Regions from separate parts of the Homo sapiens genome. Here region 2 is linked to region 1. The links are chromatin contacts, found by Hi-C in ENCODE. All regions are on one chromosome and are shown on one strand. Each heading gives the region's core, a stretch centred on a gene start or an enhancer-like site at or near the end of the contact. The rest is flanking DNA. Distances are from core to core; before and after follow the strand shown.

Region 1 (6,495 bases), core at 1,829-4,328:
AAGATCTAATACGGGAATAGACAATGAGAACTGTGTAATCCCTTCTGCTTCTGATCTTTCATAACTACCAGGAATATCGTACACATGGAATGCTCAAATACAAAGACAGTCTTTTCTCAGGTTCTGGTGAAAATATCTAACCCCCTCTGTTCTCATTCATTCACTCAGCAACATTTGTTGCTGTTGTTGTTTTATTTTGTTTTGTTTTTTGAGATAGAGTTTTCCTCTGTCACCCAGGCTGGAGCACAGTGGCGCGATCTTGGCTCACTGCAACCTCCGCCTCCCGGGTTCAAGCAATTCTCCTGCCTCAGCCTCCTGAGTAGCTGGGATGACAGGTGTGTGCCACCATGCCTGGCTAATTTTTGTATTTTTAATATAGACGGGGTTTCACCATATTGGCCAGACTGGTCTCAAACTCCTGACCTCATGATCCACCTGCCTTGGCCTCCCAAAGTGCTGGGATTACAGGCGTGAGCCACCGCACCTGACCTCAGCAACATGTTTTTAGGAGCAGGCTGTCAGCCCCGTGGGCTCCCGAGGTGGTGGGGTCACGGGTGCCTCCTGGAGGAGCCACAGACACCAGCCCAGGTAATGGGGGACTGCAGGGAACACCCAGCAGGACACAGAGGACGTCCAACTGTGGACACTGGGGCGGCATTTCCAAGAAGAGGCCTCTGAACTAAATCTGGGATAGGAGGACAAGAGGCCCTGCAGGCAGAAAGGCACCCAGCCGGGCACACGAGCCACCACAATGCGGGACAAGGGAGCAGGTGGTGAGGCGGGCACGGGGGAAGTGCAGTCGGTGAACCAGCAGCCGGCCAAGGGTGGCAACAGAGGTCTTCAGGCAGGCAAATGAGTCTCTACTTCGACGATGACACCATAACCCTGGCAACAAAAGTGGAGGAGGACAGAAACAGGGAGAAGCCAGTTTGGCAGCTGCTGGAATAGGTGGACGTGGAAGCAACGCAGGCCGGACCAGGGCAGCTCCATATTTCTGAGGTCACACCTAGGGCTCCATGACTCAGTGGGTTGGGAGGAAAAGATGGAAAAAGATAAGAATGATGCAAGGTTTTACCTTTAAAGGTTTTGACCTTTAAAAACCAGGTGAGTACTGACATAATGGGGGAAGAGAGAAAAGGGGGAAGTTTCTGAGTAGGAAGAGAAAAGGAAGAAAGTTCAGTTTGTACCTGTGAAGTTCAAGACGACTGATAGCAAGACTAGATGGAGTGGAATAGGTGGGTAAGGAGGTGAGAGAGGGATGTAGGCTTGAATCATTGGCATGAGCATGAGAAGCGATGCCATGGGAATGAGGGCAATTATCAAGGGAAACGTAGAACAAAGATGGCAAGTGCGTAGAGCACATGGCCCCACTCCTGCTCTCCGTTGCCCATGTCAGGCATTATCAATCAATCACAGCACTCTTCACGCACAGCCAAGGGCTGCAGACATCACTGGAAAAGGATTCCTGGAAGCAGGAATGGTCTGCAGCGTCAGATGCCGCGGTTAGCTCAAACAGGATGACGTCTGAAACAGGCTGGGGGATCAACATCTGGGAAGGCATTGATCTTTTCTTACCTCTCTCAAAGAAACTATTTTTTATTGTTGTTTTAATATTATGTTTATATTTTCTTTTATGAAAGTAACCTTCCAAAATTTGAAAATACTGAATCACACAAAGAAATGGTGAAATTATAGGTGATAATTTCCAGTCTTTTTGTGTGTGTGTCTCTACAGCTATACATAGTTGCAATCATACTGTATACACAATTTTTGTGTATTTCCTGATTTTTCACTGGATATTATAGCATTTCCAATTATTTATTTACCTTTTCTCTTCACTGTTAAGCATATGGGAAGTTTCCAAATTTTGTTGTTAAAATAATGTTTGTAATAAACTATTTTAAAACATAGTTTCCTTTGATTTTTAATATTTACTTAGAATAAATTTCTAGAAGTGTCCGAAATAAACATTTTAAGACTCTTGATATAACAAAATGCATTTCAGAAATGTTGTGCTGATTGGCACTCCCACCAGCAGAGAATAAAAGTATTTAAATGACTGCATGATTTTTAACTATCTTGTTTTTTTTCTTAAAGTGATGCAAATCCCTTTTGGAAACCAGAGTATAGTATAATAAACATACACACACCTAACATATATTTATATGTGTGTTATTTGCATACAATGTATATTTGTATAACTGTATATTTGTATACACATATATACAAAGAAATATCTTTCTCCAAATAATGTTAGTGATGGGGCACCAATATGAACGCAAAAGCCTTTCATCATCTCTTCTACAGGACAGCCATCATGAAACTAATTCCTTTCTCCCTTGTTTAGGGGAAAGGAAAAACAAACTAACATTTATGGAGCAAATTCTTTTTGTTGTTGTTGTTGTTTTGAGACAGAGTCTCACCCTGTCGCCCAGGCTGGAGTGCAGTGGCGCGATCTCAGCTCACTGCAAGCTCCGCCTCCCGGGTTCACGCCATTCTCCTGCCTCAGCCTCCCGAGTAGCTGGGACTACAGGCGCCCGCCACCAAGCCCGGCTAATTTTTTGTATTTTTTTTAGTAGAGACGGGGTTTCACTGTGTTAGCCAGGACGGTCTCGATCTCCTGACCTCGTGATCCGCCTGCCTCTGCCTCCCAAAGTGCTGGGATTACAGGTGTGAGCGGAGCAAATTCTTGACCTGGTATACCGTCAGTTCTTAAAAATGAATCAAGAAATGTGCCACTCTACTAGTGTCCATTTCACTCTTAGAGCAACTTGCACATGATGTAAGTAATATTTTCCTAGTTTTACAAAGAAAGGAAATAGACTTAACAAGGCTAATTCGCTTCCCCAAGGGCATGCAATTAGTAGGTGGTGAAATCAGAATTTACACTCACTCCCGTCTTCATTGAAACGTAGTGCTTAATTTCCTGTGAGCTGCACTGGAGAGAGCTCTATCCTTGAAAGGCAAGATTTTCTTGGTTCTTTCAAAGATGACATCAGAGGGGTGGTGCCTGCTGTTTTCTAAGACTCACTTCTGGTTTCTGGTTGATTAGTTCTTTAGGAGAAGGCTCCCAACCCTCAATAGGAAGCCCAGTCTCCAAAGGTGGCCAGAACACGGTCCCCTCTCTGTGGGCATTAGCCTGGATAAAAGCCAGCTCTGAGGTCATATTTATTATATGATTGTGTAATAAAAGCTCTTTACTGGTGAATTGGCCGCTGGCAGCATTTTCCTGAGAATTCGAGGGAATCAAGTGTACAGAATAACAAGAAAAACAGCGCCTTAGGAAGCGTCCCAAAGGAATGGAGGGAGCACCCGCCATAGGTGCCAGGGACACCCGTGGGTCGCGCCTGTTTGCCTGCACTCTCAACTCCCTTCCTCTAGCTGCTGGGTGTTACTTACTCTGCCAACAATTTGTTACATTGTGTTTTTTAAAACACTGTTCAGGCCGGGTGCGGTGGCTCACGCCTGTAATCCCAGCACTTTGGGAGGCAGAGACGGGCGGATCACAAGGTCAAGAGATCGAGACCATCCTGGCTAACATGGTGAAACCCCGTCTCTACTAAAAATATAAAAATTAGCCGGGCGTGGTGGCGGGCGCCTGTAATCCCAGCTACTCGGGAGGCTGAGGCAGGAGAATGGCGTGAACCCGGGAGGCGGAGGTTCCACTGAGCCAAGATCGCGCCACTGCACTCCAGCCTGGCGACAGAGCGAGACTCCGTCTCAAACAAAACAAAACAAGAAAACACAACACGGTTCAGATTGTCACTGCGCCCTGTGATGTGTCCTCTTTGCCGTAAGGAGTTGTTGTGTAGGTTTGGGAACAAGGGGTAGGGGCATCGCCTCTCCTGCCAGAGGGCGGTAGGACTGTCCGATGACACCTGGTTTCCATAGCACTCCCGACAAGCCCTAGGAGGCTGTTCTCCTTACACATAATTATTCTAGATCTCCCTCTTGTGGACCATCTATGAAATAAAAGACACCAGTCTTTTTTTTTTTTTTTAACAGAGGCTTGCTCTGTTGCCCAGGCTGGAGTGCAGTGGTGTGATCTCGGCTCACTGCAGCCTCCGCTTCCTGGGTTCAAGTGATTCTCCGGCCTCAGCCTCCTGAGTAGCTGGGATTACAGGCGCCCACTACCACACCCAGCTGATTTTTGTATTTTTAGTAGAGACAGGGTTTCACCATGTTGGTCAGGCTGGTCTCAAACTCCTGACTCCACCTGCCTCGGCCTCCCAAAGTGCTGGGATTACAGGTGTGAACCACGGCCCCCCCGCCCCCCCGCCAAAACCAATCATATTTAATAGATACAATGAAGAATGTTATAGGTTATAAGGAATTAATTTCTGTGAGTACTATTTCAACATGTAAGACCATTAGTTTTTTTGTTATGAAATATTACAGACTTTTTAAATGTATATAGAGAATAATATAAAAATACCCATGCACCCACAAACCAGCTTTATCAGATCTTAACATTTTGCCCCACATTTACTTCAGATCCTTTAAAAAGGTAAAATAGATACAGTTGAGGGTCCCTAAATATATCCTCTCCCTAAAGTAATCATGGTTCTGAATTTATCTGTATTACTCCCATACATATGTTTATACTTCTCTACATGTATGTGTGCCAATACAATGCACACTGCTGTTTTATATGTTTGAAATTTTATAAGAAGTTACTGTCACACTGCATGTATTATTCTGCAATCTGTTTTTCTCCCACAATATTATACTTTTGAAGTTTTTCCTTGTGTTTCTGTTTCATTCATTTTCCTCTTCTGTATGCTATTGGTTGTATAAATATCACAACATATTTACCAGTTCTCTTATTCTGGGACATTTAGGTTATTTCCATTTTTCCTCATAACAAACAATGCTGTGGTGAACACACTTGGCCTTGCCTCCTTGTCTGTATATGGGAACTTTTCTAGAATATCCTAAAAGGGGAGTGCTGGCTCATTATACTGGGCTTCTTCAGCTTTACTGCTCATAGAGGATGGTACTACGTTACCTTCCGACCGTCAGCAGAGCTCTTTCCTTTCCTGTCATCTGTCCTCCCAGTGGGCAGCCAGGTGGAAGGAGCAGTAGCCACCATTAATCGAGCCTTCACCATGTGCCAAGCACCAGGTTACACGAATTGCCTGAATTTTCTTGTTTTAAAATGACAACAATCTTATGGGGGCAGCATTAGCAAGCCTGGTTTACAGGAAATCAGAGAAGTCCCGGACGCTGCCCAAGGCCACACAGATAATGAACTGCAGAGCGGAAGTGAAACTGATGCAGCCTCACCTGTCTGATCCCGAGCTGCTATTTGACCACTGGGCTATAAAGATGGTGAAAGACTTACCTGTAGAATTCTGGGATGGCGGAGGACACATCTTCCTAGTGAAGTCTCTAAGCCAGTTTGGTGAGAGCTGAGAACGAAGATCAGAAGAAAGAGGCTGGGTGCGGTGGCTCATGCCTGTAATCCCGGCACTTTGGGAGGCTGAGGCAGGCAGATCACCTGAGGTCAGGAGTTCGAGACCAGCCTGGCCAACATGGCAAAACTCTGTCTCTACTAAAAATACAAAAATTAGCTGGGCATGGTGGCACATGCCTGTAATCCCGCGACTTGGGATGCTGAGGCATGAGAATCACTTGAACCCAGGATGCAGAGGTTGCAGTGAGCGAAGATCGCACCACAGCACTCCAGCCTGGGCAACAGAGTAAAACTCCATCTCAAAATAAATAAGTAGATAAAAATAGTTCGAAGAAAGAAGGAATAAGCCATTTAAATGTTTTAATTATGAAAGTCATTATTATACGTTCAAAAGAGTATATTTAATGTTAATGTATAAATAAGGAACAATAATAAAATGAACAGATGGCAAGAAAGGAGTGAGAGAAATGGAAATTAAAGGTATCTAGATACCTAAGAAAAATAGACTTCAGTGTGAGAAAATAGCAGTGGAGGATCTGACAGCATGCATCCGTTTTCCTTGCAATTACTCAGGCTCAGCGAGTGTTTTTCGACAGTGCAGGAGTCTAAAGCTGCTTTGCCGTGTGCTCAGAACAGCTGACCTAAATCTGGCAGGACAGAGGAGTGGGGACCATCACATCAATGAGAAAAGGTGGAGTGTGCACCTGCCTGGAGACAAAGCAGAAATGGAAATAAGGGCCAGGTGGAAGACAAGAAGAGGGAAAAGGAAGTGTATTCTCCAGCTGGTCTCTCTGCTCAGCCCTGCAGGAGCTGGGAATTCCTCCTGAGCTCCCTGGGGAGCTGTCTGTTTTGCCCTGGTTTGACCAGAGCCTGACCTGAGCACTTTGCTTTTATTTCTCCCTGTTGTGTGTGTGTGTGTGTGTGTGTGTGTGTGTGTGTGTGTGTGTGTGTTTGTTTGTTTTTGAGATGGAGTCTCGCTCTGTCGCCCAGGCTGGAGTTCAGTGACATGATCTCGGCTCACTGCAACTTCTGCTTCCCGGGTTCAAGCAATTCTCGTGCCTCAGCCTCCCAAGTAGCTG
Region 2 (6,208 bases), core at 1,108-3,607, 770 kb after region 1:
AAAAATTAGCCTGGTGTGGTGGTGTGTACCTGTAATCCCAGCTACCTGGGAGGCTGAGGCAGGAGAAACACTTGAACCCAGGAGGCAGAGGTTGCAGTTAGCCAAGATGGCGCAATTGCACTCCAGCCCAGGCAATAGTGTGAGACTCCACCTCAAAAAAAAAAAAAAAAAAAAAAAAGATAACATCATAGTGGAGCTGCCTGCCAGCCCCAGTGCAGGATCCACTGGGTGAAGCCAGCTGGGATCCTGAGTCTGGTGGGGACGTGGAGAACCTTTATGTCTAGCTCAGGGATTGTAAATACGTCAATCGGCACTCTGTATCTAGCTCAAGGTTTGTAAACACACCAATCAGCACCCTCTGTCTAGCTCAGGGTTTGTGAATGCACCAGTCGACACTCTGTATCTAGCTAATCTGGTGGGGACGTGGAGAACATTTGTGTCTAGCTCAGGGATTGTAAAGGCACCAATCAGCGCCCTGTCAAAACAGACCACTTGGCTCTACCAATCAGCAGGATGTGGGTGGGGCCAGATAAGAGAATAAAAGCAGGCTGCCCGAGCCAGCAGTAGCAACCCGCTCGGGTCCCCTTCCACACTGTGGAAGCTTTGTTCTTTCGCTCTTTGCAATAAATCCTGCTGCTGCTCACTCTTTGGGTCCACACTGCCTTTATGAGCTGTAACACTCACCGCGAAGGTCTGCAGCTTCACTCCTGAAGACAGCGAGACCACGAACCCACCAGGAGGAACGAACAACTCCAGACAAGCTGCCTTAAAAGCTGTTAACACTCACCGTGAGGGTTCACGGCTTCATTCTTGAAGTCAGTGAGACCAAGAACCCACCAATTCCGGACACAATAGTAGACTCAAGTTATTTCTTCAATACTTAAGACAATTATTATTTCTACTTACTTTACTCCTCATGAACCTATTTATTTATTTATTTTTGAGACAGAGTCTCACTTTGTCGCCTAAGCTGGAGTGCAATGGAGCGATCTTGGCTCACTGCAACCTCCGCCTCCCAGGTTCAAGTGACTCTCGTGCCTCAGTCCCCCGAGTAGCTGGGACTACAGGTGTCCTGACCTCAAGTGATCCACCGGTCTCAGCTTCCCAAAGTGCTGCGATTACAGGCGCCTGGCCTTCCTATTTACTTTTCATTGTGTGCAAGACATTCTGTAAAAATGTAAAAATAAAAAATAAATAGGCTCATGAGGAGTCAAATAAGTAGAAGTAATAATTGCCTTAATTATTGAAGAAATAATTTGAGTCTACTCTGATGTTACCTTTTGCTAGGGAAGATCTACATATGCTTTTGTCAGGAGCCTGGGGACACTGGTAATTCCAGTGTTAATCTAATATAGGCCTTGAGATGGTTGGAAGCTGGGCTTTAGTTCACCCTTATTCCTAGGGTCTAGCCCTTGAGTTTCCCAACCCAAAGCATGATTTTTTTCCCCCAAGATTTCCTCTCATTTGTAGGTCCTCCTCACCAGGCTGTTGAAACATCTGCTCAGCTTCTCAATCTTTCGAGACCTCATTAAACGCCCTGGGAGAACAGTAGCCCTAAAGCTGGGCTCATCTTCTTGGATTTACTTCTGTGGATCTCAGTCCTGTAACTCTTTAATTCTTTATTGTGTTGTGAGCTCCCCCAATGCCTTAAAGCAAATTATTCTTAGATTTTCTGCTGCCTTGCAGTTGTTTTCAGTGGAAGGGTGGTTCCTCATTATCTAGTCTGCCATTTTCAGAGATATCAAGCTCAATCCTTATGAAAATTTTATTCTTACCAAACAAGCTAATAGTAAATAAACAAAATACAGGGTTGCCTTTTTTTTTTTAATGTCACTTTCTGTTTCTTTAGTCATTGGTGAAGATGCTATTAAAGTACTTTCTAAATAACTGAGAAGCAAGGCAGATGGCCAAGCAAGATAAAGGAAAAGATCAGGTTAATTCACAAACTGTGTATTCAGCCTGAACAATGGAGATAAAAGAGATATTCCCCAAATTAGACTGAGCAGACATCCTCCTTTTTAAAGGGCAATCCCATTTTCAGTATTTATGTCTTATTTGTTCCCTGAGGCAAATGTCTCTTTATGCAAAGCATAAAGTAATCAGGTATTTCATCAGGTAGGAAAGAACTTGTTTTTTACTCCCTCTGTGACCTGGAGTTGTGCACAGCATATGTCACATCAGGGGTGTCAGCAGCACCAAGTTGAAGATTCAAGCAAGACAGGTGACCTTATAAAAAGGACTGTGAAGAGTTAGGCATCAAAACAAAACACAGCATTCTAAGCCTGGGCCACAGTAACTCAGCCAAAGTGGGCATGAGCTAAGGAGGCAAGATGGCATTGGCCATCACCAGAGGTCAGCAGACCTGGACAGGGCCACAGCAGCTGGAAGGAGCTTGGTGAGACACTGTAGCTGGGGCAGTCTGCTTTCATCTCCTTGTCCAGTGCCAGCCTCTTTCTCAATGGGACCAGCCCAAAGGAATGCAAGGGAAGGGGATTTCACACTGGCTTCTGTGGGCAAAGAGGGAAGTGGAGTTTTTTTTTTTTTCTTTTTTTTTGAGACAGAGTCTTGCTCTGTCGCCCAGGCTGGAGTGCAGTGGTGCAATCTCGGCTCACTGCAGCCTCGGGAAGTGGAATTTGATACCTCTCCTAACAGGTAATTGCAGCCTCCAGAAGCCAAAGCCAGGGTGGCATTTCCCCAGAGTGGATCCTATGTCTCTCCCTGGCTTGACAACTGCTTCAGGACAGGGATAATGTTTGTTGGTAAGATCTGCTATGGTGCTGATTTGAAACTGAAAAAGGGATTAAATGCACAAGCAGAAAAGCATAAGGAAAAAACCAACACAGGGTCGCGCCTTCTCTCCTGCCTCGGTCCAACAAGCACTGCTCATCCAGCATTGCTGTGCTCCTGAGAGGAGAAGGCCCTTTTCTCCCCTCCTCTGGAAGGAAACGGGGCAGAACAAGACAACCTCACTTCCCTTGCCTCTCTCGCCTCTTCTGCCTCTACCTAATAACCTACGAATAGCATCTCTAAATTAATAGGGAACTTAGTGATACCATCAGGACCCCATCCTTACTCAAAGTAGGAATTCCTTTTAAAAATTTGCGTCTCCTGGGCCGGGCGCGGTGGCTCACGCCTGTAATCCCAGCACTTTGGGAGTCCGAGGTGGGCGGATCACGAGGTCAGGAGATCGAGACCATCCTGGCTAACACGGTGAAACCCCGTCTCTACTAAAAATACAAAAAAAAATTAGCCGGGCATGGTGGTGGGCGCCTGTAGTCCCAGCTACTCGGGAGGCTGAGGCAACAGAATGGCGTGAACCTGGGAGGCAGAGCTTGCAGTGAGCCGAGATCATGCCACTGCACTCCAGCCTGGGCGACAGGGCAAGACTCCCTCTCAAAAAAAAAAAAAAAAGAAAAATTTGGGCCTCCTGGTTGACAAGACCCTGTTTAAGTGCTGTCAAAGTCAGAAAAACTGTTAGGACATTCCTTTATTTTTGTTTTATTGTATATTAAAATACACGCAGAGCCTGGCATGGTGGCTCACGCCTGTAATTCCAGCACTTTGGGGGGCTGAGGCAGGCGGATCAATTGAGGTCAGGAGTTCGAGACCAGCCTGGCCAACATGGTGAAACCCCTTCTCTACTAAAAATACAAAAAAATTAGCTGGGCCTGGTGGCACGTGCCTGTAATCTCAACTACTCAGGAAGCTGAGGCAGGAGGATCACTTGAACCCGGGAGGCAGAGGTTGCAGTGAGTCGAGATCGCGCCACCACACTTCAGTCTGGTAGACAGAGCAAGACCCTGTCTCAAAATAAATAAATAAATAAGGCCGGGCGTGGTGGCTCACGCCTGTAATCCCAGCACTTTGAGAGGCCGAGGCGGGTGGATCATCTGAGGTCAAGAGTTCCAGACCAGCCTGGCCAACATGGGGAAACCCAGTCTCTACTACAATACAAAAAAATTAGCCGGGTGTGGCCAGGCGCGGTGGCTCATGCCTGTAATCCCATCACTCTGGGAGGCAGAGGCGGGCAGATCACGAGGTTAGGAGTTCGAGACCAGCCTGGCCAATATGATGAAACCCCGTCTCTACTAAAAATACAAAAATTAGCCAGGCCTAGTGGTGCGTGCCTGTAGTCCCAGCTACTCAGGAAGCTGAGGCAGAAGAATCGCTTGAACCTGGGAGGTGGAGGTTGCAGTAAGCCAAGATCACATCACTGCACTCCAGACTGGGCAACAGAGTGGGACTCTGTCTCAAAAAAAAGAAAAAGAAAAAAGAAAAAATATATATACGTAAAATAAAATAAAATAAAATAAAATAAAATACATGCAGAACAAAAGAGTGTGCTGGGCGGGCCATTCCCCACCCTTCTTCAGTCTCCCTGTGGCAACCATTGTCAGGTTCTGTGTGTGTGTGTGTGTGTGTGTGTGTGTGTGTGTGTGTGTTTGAGATGGAGTCTCGCTCTGTCGCCCAGGCTGGAGTGCAGTGGCGCCATCTCGGCTCACTGCAAGCTCCACCTCCTGGGTTCACGCCATTCTCCTACCTCAGCCTCCCGAGTAGCTGGGACTACAGGCGCCCGCCACCATGCCCAGCTAATTTTTTGTATTTTTTTAGTAGAGACAGAGTTTCACCATGTTAGCCAGGATGGTCTCAATCTCCCGACCTCGAGATCCGCCTGCCTCGGCCTCCCAAAGTGCTGGGATTACAGGCGTGAGCCCCTGCGCCCAGCCTCCATGTGTTTTTAATAGGAGGGTTTTGTACACGTGGAATATGATAAAACACACTTCCTTCAACCAGCACCACACATATATTTTTATACAAAATGACAATAGGCTGGGCATGGTGGCTAACACAGTACATCAGGAGGCCAAGGAGGGAGGACACTTGAGGCCAGGAGATCATACCAGCCTGGGCAACATTGCAAGACCTCATCTCTACAAAAAATAAAATAAATTAGCCAGGCATGGTGTCACGCATCTGTAGTCCCAGCTACCCAGGAGACTGAGGATGGCTTCAGCCCAGGAGTTCAAGGCTGCCGTGAGCTATGATCACACCACTGCCCTCCAGCCTGGGTGACAGTTCGAGATCCTGTCCCAAACAACAGCAACAATAAAAATGACAACATAATTGTGGATCAAATTCCATTTTTTTTTCTTTTGAGATAAGGTCTCACTCTGTCACCCAGGCTGGAGTGCAGTGGTCTCAGCTCACTGCAGCCTCAAGCTCCCCAGCCTCAGGTGATCCTCCCATCTCAGCTTCCTGAGTAGCTGGGACTGCAGGTGTGTGCCACCATGCCCAGCTAATTTTTGCATTTTTTTATAGAGAGAGGGTTTCATCATGTTGCCCAGGCTAGTATTAAATTTCATTTTGAGCACTCAAATTGACAGAAAGTTGTACCTAAAATTGAACTGGCCAGGCACAGTGGCTCACGTCTGTAATTCCAGCACTTTGGGAGGCCGAGGCGGGCGGATCACGGGGTCAGGAGATCGAGACCATCCTGGCAAACACAGTGAAACCCCATCTCTACTAAAAATACAAAAAAATTAGCTGGGCGTGGTGGCGGGTGCCTGTAGTCCCCGCTACTTGGGAGGCTGAGGCAGGAGAATGGCGTGAACCTGGGAGCCGAGATCATGCCACTGCACTCCAGCCTGGGCAACAGAGCGAGACTCCGTCTCAAAAATAAATAAATTAATTAAATTAAATTAAATTGAACTAAAATCTTGGTGGATTTCAAGTGGTTAGTCTTTGTTTTGGCTTCCAGAACATCATAGAATGAGTGGAGCTCTTCTATGCAGCGACGGCTCTGCAAAATTTTCCAGACAGCGATTGCTTTTCTCCTCTAACGTCTACCTCTCTCTCCCATCCCTGTACCACATGATTCATTGCCAGCCAAAATATTTCCAGTTTTTTTTTTAACAATTCCTCCTGTGGCATTGTGGAATTGAAATAATTATATGTATTTCTTGCCAAAGAAAAACATTCAGAATAGGAAGTTTGCTTTGAGTTAGATAAAACAAGTTAATTACTTTTGGTGAAAGGTTTGTTTGTTTGTTTTTGCTATTATAGCATCATTATGCTATTATATAGCATATATTATGCCATAACACTAGGTTATAGAGTGAAGACTTTCCATATCTGAATTATCTGTATTTTGCCTGTGTAAATAAGATAATCAGATACTCATGTGATTTTTTTTTTCCAGCTGGAAAAG

Evidence for each region. A loop is a pair of places that touch in the nucleus more often than their neighbours do. Pooled maps may share reads with other maps.
Region 2: a loop to region 1 is called in a map with no recorded cell type, with 4 times the contacts of the local background. The contact joins two enhancer-like sites. A Hi-C loop is called at or near these places in 1 of 168 maps with a recorded cell type or tissue (naive thymus-derived CD4-positive, alpha-beta T cell), 2 of 37 single-sample maps with no recorded cell type and 8 of 50 pooled maps.

Annotation. Positions count from the first base shown.
Region 1 is chr7:151,929,498-151,935,992 of GRCh38, forward strand. No RefSeq gene overlaps it. Among named protein-coding and RNA genes, the nearest start is that of GALNTL5, 24 kb to the right of the region's middle. RefSeq lists enhancers at 3,807-3,906, 3,927-3,976. Within about 2 kb of position 3,079, at least 11 of the 41 ENCODE cell types and tissues checked have a DNase peak (open chromatin) inside an H3K27ac peak, as active enhancers do.
Region 2 is chr7:152,697,339-152,703,546 of GRCh38, forward strand. No RefSeq gene overlaps it. Among named protein-coding and RNA genes, the nearest start is that of XRCC2, 24 kb to the left of the region's middle. Within about 2 kb of position 2,358, at least 2 of the 41 ENCODE cell types and tissues checked have a DNase peak (open chromatin) inside an H3K27ac peak, as active enhancers do.